2 separate regions of the Mus musculus genome follow, and region 1 is linked to region 2. The links are chromatin contacts, found by Hi-C or POLR2A ChIA-PET in ENCODE. All regions are on one chromosome and are shown on one strand. Each heading gives the region's core, a stretch centred on a gene start or an enhancer-like site at or near the end of the contact. The rest is flanking DNA. Distances are from core to core; before and after follow the strand shown.

The links. Hi-C counts contacts between places; a loop is a spot of excess contacts on that map. ChIA-PET counts read pairs that join two places held with the same protein, here RNA polymerase II (POLR2A).
Region 1: a map of T-helper 2 cell shows a loop between it and region 2 (1.9-fold over the local background). The contact joins the enhancer-like site here to the promoter of Lppos in region 2. A Hi-C loop is called at or near these places in 1 of 37 maps with a recorded cell type or tissue (T-helper 2 cell). POLR2A ChIA-PET finds 5 or more read pairs at or near these places in 1 of 5 experiments (Patski).

Annotation. Positions count from the first base shown.
Region 1 is chr16:24,148,114-24,151,667 of GRCm38, forward strand. No RefSeq gene overlaps it. Among named protein-coding and RNA genes, the nearest start is that of Gm32126, 9.7 kb to the right of the region's middle. Within about 2 kb of position 1,543, at least 1 of the 3 ENCODE cell types and tissues checked has a DNase peak (open chromatin) inside an H3K27ac peak, as active enhancers do.
Region 2 is chr16:24,391,933-24,395,301 of GRCm38, forward strand. Lppos (LIM domain containing preferred translocation partner in lipoma, opposite strand) reads right to left here and starts at 1,723. Exons shown (of 2, transcript NR_037954.1): 1 at 1,422-1,723; 2 at 624-1,175. It overlaps Lpp (LIM domain containing preferred translocation partner in lipoma), which reads left to right and starts at 1,418. Exons shown (of 13, transcript NM_178665.5): 1 at 1,418-1,672.

The sequences.
Region 1 (3,554 bases), core at 293-2,792, 240 kb before region 2:
CACTGAAGGCTAAAGGAAGGACAGACCACTTTATAAGGGAGGAAGTCTGGTCAACAGACAGATCCACCATGTCAGTCAGGAAAACTGCTCAAACACAGGGTTCAAGCACAGGGCACTGGAGATCAAAGTGTGGGTAAGAGAAGAAAAGAGGTTGGTTTTTTTGTCCGTCCGTCCCCCAAGATGTTGAAAGATGTGAGAAAGAAGGAGTGACCACCTCTAGGGACCTGACCTGCTTTATATATATATATATATATATATATATATATATATATATATATATATATATATATATATATATATATATATATATATAGTGAAACCCTGTTGCTATCCCCAAATGCCAACATCCACAGTTTAGAATGCACTGCAGGAATTGGAGACTACTGGAGAGCTTGTGGACTTGCATCTCATTCTTACCTAGAGGACCACTAGCAGAAGACGTTTGGCAGTAGCTCCACCCTCACGGAGGACTGGACACGGAACCGCAATGACTTCCTCTACGGAGCCTCTGTGATGAAGTCTCTTTGTAGAAAATAGGAAAATGTTCACACACAGACCCACATTCAGATTTCTCTGAGAAGTCACCTGGAACAGTAAAGGTACAATCTAGAAGCCAGGACACCCGATGTACTGCTCCAGCAGGGCAGCAGGGTCTGACAGACCCTGGAATCTTACAGAGTCTTGCCTTCAGTCTAGACTGTGATCCCAGCCACTGGTGTCTCCTGCAAGCAGCAGGTTTCCAGGCCCAGGATCAAAGGCAGGAGGAATAAGTATTGGAGACCAGAGACCCTTCATTCTGAAACTCAGAAAGAGAAACCAGGTCCAGATCACCAGAGAGTTCCAGCCTGGAACACATTATGTATTCCAAACTTCCCTTTCACTCTTGAAAATCCTCCTGCCTCAGCCTATTAAGAGCTGCAATTACAGGTATGAGTCACTGTGGCCTGATTCCTCGTTACTCTTGAGAAGAAGAGTATTAGTAATGCAAAAACCAACAATACACCCAGCAATATATAGAATGTCTGATGCTGCAATTTTGTTTGTCAACAAACTAAAAGATAACACACGCCTCCAGGGCCAGCAATGTCAACGGTCTGGTTGGGGTGTCCTATAGTTACCTCCCAGGTTTCCACGCTTTCTACATTTCCACTCTGGGTCCTAGAAAATGAGGAGCTAAGAAGGTAATTATGCTATCGGGTGCTGACAGACCCCGAAGCGCCTTGTGAATCACCAAAGAAAGCTTAAGTCACACTATCATTTTAGCGTTCAGCAAAGTGTGTTGTAATTATGTCTTTGGAAACCAAGAATCTCAAATGATATGGATGGTAACCAGATGAACCAGAATTTTCCATTTGCCTAGAATACTCCATTGCCTGGCTACTTTATAGAAACAGGAACTTGCTTTAACATGAGAGTAACAATAAGCTACAGTGACTAGATACTAGTAGTCTCTGGCTTGCCAAGTGTCCAGTGTGTGTCAGCAGCAGAGATTGCTGACCACGGCAGCCTGGCATTATGGGGACCCAGTCAGGCTCCATTTCAGAAATCATGGGCGGTGTTTCCATGGAGCTCTGCCCGAAAAGAGGTGATCTAAATCTTACATGAGAGATGTACATCAACAGGGAGCCGTGCCTAGAACACTGTGACCTACAAAATCCTATTAAGGAGCTCAGAATACACAATCAGTTTCAGAGACATCAAGTGACCTTGTGCAAGGCACTACATACACTGCTTTGCCTATTTCACTGTCCCCCTCCCCACAAAAGCTCTATAAACACCTTGGCCAGCAGCTCCCTAGCCTGGGAACAGAGAGCAAGCTGATTTTCACTGTTTTGTTTTGTTTTGTTTTTTTTAATTGTTGTTGCTGTTTTTAAGCCTGCTCCTTCTAGCAACCACTGTGTTGCTTGTGTTGCTTGTGTGTGTCGTTCTAGAAAGGTACACACAAATTCACGGCGGTGGGGGGGGGGATGTCACCTACTGCTCAGATTGGAGCATCCCCCTCCATGTGTCTCCTTTTAAAGATTCTATCACTTAACTTTGATAGCCCTTCACCAAGAATGCATGTTTCTTGGCATGCTTATGACTAGGAAGGAGTTGGCTGACCCTGATTCATAACTGCTCTTTCTTTAGTGGATAAAGGCAGCTGCATAATGCGATCCGTCCCCCATTTCTTTTGTTTGAGCTGCCAAGGATCTCAAACACATGCTACGTGCCTCATTAAAATTATTCTTATTGTGGATTTTCTTCTTCTAACTCTTCTCATCTTCCGGGACAAGGTCTTAATCTTCTCACTCTGCTTTTCTGATCAGGATACCCATTTTGGAAGTAAGGAGCATGTAGGTAAAAAAAAAAAAAAAAAAAAAGTGCAGACTGATCTGTCTTAGGAAAGAAAGGTGGGAAGATCAGTCCTCATTCTGGGGTGGTGGCTATACCTTCATTTGCAACACAGGTTAACCATTAATATTCAAAAGACTAATGATGAATCTTTGCATGGCGCTTTCCATCCATAAAACAAATACTTCCCCATGCATGATCTCATTTTGTAAGTAGCAATTGCACTGTACTGATGGGGTCAGGGAAGGTCAGAGAGATTAAGTGTCTAGCCAAAGGTCAAAAAGGACCTTGGACCTTCTACTGCTGAGCTGGGTTCTGTTGGTTCTTTCTCTCTGCACTCTGTCTCCCATTGACTTCTCTTTTAAGCCAGCACCTTCACCCTCCTCCTGGGCAAGATATTTTTGAACATGAAAACTAGAACCAAACAGATATGCTGTTTTAGTGGGCCTTTCCCGTCTTGAGACGGTCTGTAAAATGCCTGGAAACCACTTATGGCTGAGTGCAGGAGACCCGAGCTCCCTGCCACCTGCCCAGGGTTTCATGCTATAGTCTCTGATAAGCTTCTTCCTTCTCAATAAACTCTAAATAAGTGCAAATTACTTCTCCCTGTCCCTAACCCCTAACTATCATACAGAAGCTTGTTGGGACAGTCAAAGGGGAAAATGGCTGTTAATTGTTGAGGCTTTTTGGTGGGAAGGCACATGATAAGATCTCAGGGCCAGGCACTTCCACCAAGTGGCTCAGTTCTCTGGTTTCCTTTAACATGACAGTACAGTGCTGGGAGGCACTGCATTTGTGATTCTGTTTCCTTCCATCTCAGGTCACTTACCCACTGCCAAGTGCACCGTCAATGCTCTGGGGATGGCCCAGAAGAGCCACTGCCTCTAGAACCATGTGGAAGGACCTTGAAAGGCATGTGTACCAATGATGTTGTGTCTGATCCAGATTAGGCCAGACCCCATTCTGGTTTCCCATTAGGCCCCAGATCCTGCCCACAGTCTGGGGGGGGGGGGGCTGGAGAGGCTAATCTCAAAGGGCCAGATATGAGTCAGTTTCCACACTCAACACCAGGCGTGTGGCTTCCTGAAGCACAGACAAGGAAGTGCTGAATTTCAAAGAGCAAGGTTTTTTTTTTTTTTTTTTCTTTGCATACCATATCCGGAACTGAAACCACCGATTCATTTCACTTTAGATCTCATACTAACATTCAGATCGTCAAT
Region 2 (3,369 bases), core at 473-2,972:
AGTTTGGCCCCAGAAGTGTTTGAATTTTGAAGACTGCCGGAGAAATGTTCAATACATGTTAAGTACAGGAGTACGTACTTTGACACTTAGTCCGAAAGGTTCATCAAAATATAACCGGAGAAGAGGCACGTTGGAGCGTCCCCACCCCTGAAGTCCCTGGTGTACTTTTTCTGTCTGCATGACTGAGTTAGGCTGTAGAAGGTGAGGGCCCACGGTGGTGGAAGGTGGCTTGAGAGTGGGAAGGTCAGGGGCATGCTCAGACAGCTGTGTTGTGCAGGTCATGTTATGGTATTTTCCTTAGATCCTACCCAACCCAATCAAAGACCAGAATGGGTGGTTGTGTTATTAGCATGGGTTGAAGTTGTTTGGGAGACTGGGGTAAAGCAAAGGATACAGGATAGAAACACCCACACCCCCACCCACACACCCACACCCAAATCTGTGTTTTTGGTTAGTTTGTGACAGTGTCTATGTAAACCTCTCTTGTGCCGGGATGAAAAGCGTTCACTACTGAGGGCCAGAGGGCTTCCAGTGTCTCCTAGCCGGAATCTTAACCTAGTAAAAGGGGTTCTCATCGTTGCTCACTTTTACAAATATCAAACACAAAATATCCAAACCCAACCTTCCAAGAACAGGCTTGTCTTTATTCAAACCAGTTCACCCAGTTCGTGTATTTTCTTTTTTTAAGCTGTAAGAACAGAGCAAGCTTTCTGGTTGGTTTTCCGGCAGGGCAGGGTTGGGAAGCAAAAGTTAAACTCCAAAGGTTCTTGTCTTTGAACAAAGGACAGGAAGTTGCCCTGAAGCACTCGATTGCCATTGTTTCTCAAGGCTTGTCAACCACAACCTTCCAGGAACTGGGGTTAGTCACTTCAGTGGGTCAAGTCATCTGCCTAGCTCTAACTTGGGTCTAAGCTCACAGTTAGAGGCCGGGTCGTGCCTGGAGGCGGAAACCCAGCTAAGAGTAGAATACTGGCTCCTCTCCACGGGGCAGGACTGGGTCAGGTCCCAGCTTCGGAGCTCTCCTGTGCGAAGGGAACTGAAGTTGCTCTCTACCATCCCGGACTTCTGAGTCCTGCTGGAGTCCTGGGCGGGGCTCCGACGAGGCTCTTAGGGTGGGGGGTGGGGTGTTCCATGGCAGGATCTCTTTGCTCAAGCTCAGCTTTCCAATCTGTCGTCTGCAGAACAGACCCGAGTTGTGCCGGTTTCTCGACTTCCTCCTGCATCTCCTTCCTCTTCCTCCAGTGGAGGCAGATCCCTCTTTTCCTTCCTCTTCCCATGCTCCCTGTACCCCCTCCTCCCCCCGCGTCCCCTCCTCCAGGAAGTGCATTGCCCAGGGTCACCCACCTCGAGCCGCCGCTGCCCCCCGCGCCCCCTCCCCGTCCGGCTAGTGCGGCGGCCCGCGGGCACACGCCTCCCCATACCTTACATGGACAAATGCGTGCAGGCAAAGTCAGGAATTCAGGCCCCTGACGTCAGCCTCCAGCGCTCAGGGCACCGCACGGGAGACCGCGGGGAGGGGGTGGGGAGGAAGGAGGGGGAGAGCACCAACCAGCAGCCACTCCCGGCCTGCTGCTGAAGTTTCACTTTTTGTCTGTGGGTTCGCTCCCGGGGCCCGCTCGAGCTTTCCCGGGATAAGTAGCGTTAGCGGCGGGGGAGAGCCGGCCGCTGCAAGGTAAGGGCCGGCAGCGGGGCCGGGCACCGGGGAGGACGCGGGCCGGGCGGAGCGGGCCGCTGCGGGCCGCGGGCCGGGCCGGGACAATGGGAGGGGGAGTGCCCGGCACCTCCTCCTCCGCCCGAGCCTCCGCCTCCAGCCGTCGCGGCCGCCGCTGCCCGGTCCACCTCCTCCCCCAGGTATCGTAGCGAAGGCTTCCTCCCGCAGCCTCGGCCCGCGGGCGCCGCTCGACCCCCCGACCCCCCGGGGGACGGGCCGCTGAGGGTGGTGGGGAGCGCGGGGCGCCCTGCTCCGCCCCGCCCGCCGCGGAAGTGCGGGTCCCCGGCCGGGAAGCGGGGGTGCACGCCGTGGGGGAGGGGCGGATGCGGGAGTCCCCAGCGCGCCCCCGGCCCGGGCCTTTCTGGGTGCCCAGGGGGCGGGGCCGCGCCCGGTGGCTTCGAGCTTTCGTGGAATCCCAGTTGTCACCGCGGAAAGGGCCTAGGGACCCAGTGACTCGGAGTCTTCCCATTTTACAGTCAGGGCAGGCGAGGCAAAGAGAGGCAGGCTTTCCTGGAAGTCATCCCTGGAAGGTGGAGCCAGGTTAAGATCGGTGGCTCCGGACCTCTGCTCCCCTGCTGCCTTTTTAAAATTTTTTAAAAAATTTATTAATTAATTTATCTTTTTGTAAGCGGTTGTGGAGTCTCCACTGCTTTTAAGCACTGTAGGTTACAGAGGCCAAACTTTGCCCTCTGGGAGCGCTCACTGGAACGCAGGAGCCTAACCTGACTCAAAGTAGGAAGGGCCAAATCCTGGAGAGAACGCAAAGATCAGGTTTTTTTATGGGAGTTCGCGGAAGGACTTTTCTTATTTTGGCCTCCATGGCCGGACCCGAAATCCCAGAGGGGCCTGTGATTGACTCCTTTGAAGGATAGGGAGTTTTCTTAAGTAAAAAAGGCGAGGCCTTTCGTGTCAGGGAGGCAGCTGCAGACCAGAGAAGGCTAAATAAGGGTGGGGAGTGGGCGTGGGTGGAATTGTGTTCGTGGCTTGGGGTGGGAGTATGACAGGAGACCGTGTCAGTGGAGTTGTGGCTTGGGTACTTGGACAGGGCAGTGTAAACTGTTTCTGGCCTTCTTTCTCTTTAGGAAGGGGGTCCACTGCTTCCCCTCCCCCACAAGGAAGGCCTGGCAAGAGCTCTCCGCGGATCCTTTCTGGGACTCTCCTGTTTCTATACACTCCCTTTGCAAACTTGCCTCTGCAGTAAAACTTTTTCTCAAAGATGTTAGTGACTTAATGGTTCACTGTTTTCACTATTCCCGGCACAAGCGAGTTTTCAGACAAGCTTTAGGGGAAGAGGGAAAGTGTACAGGGCTACTGTAGAGTGTGTCAACCTCTCCCAGCGGGACCCTTTCTCAGTTTTACAAACAGGAAGTAGACCCCGGTCCACAGAAGTTGAATTGCTAGCCCCATATTCACTGCTGGATTGAGGTGGGGTGGGGGATGTTGGTGCAGAAACCCAGTAAGAATCTTGCTTTCCCAGGAGTCTCCTGGTGTCCTTGCCAATGCCAAGGGGCACTTAAAGAGGAAACTGTGTATCTTGTATGTAATCTTTGGAAGGTAGCCTGTGGAATCCAGAATACAATCTATTGAGGATTAGCTATGTGAAGGGTAGGGGGACACACCCGGGTCCTGAGCTTGGGCAATGCCTTGTCTTGCCTATC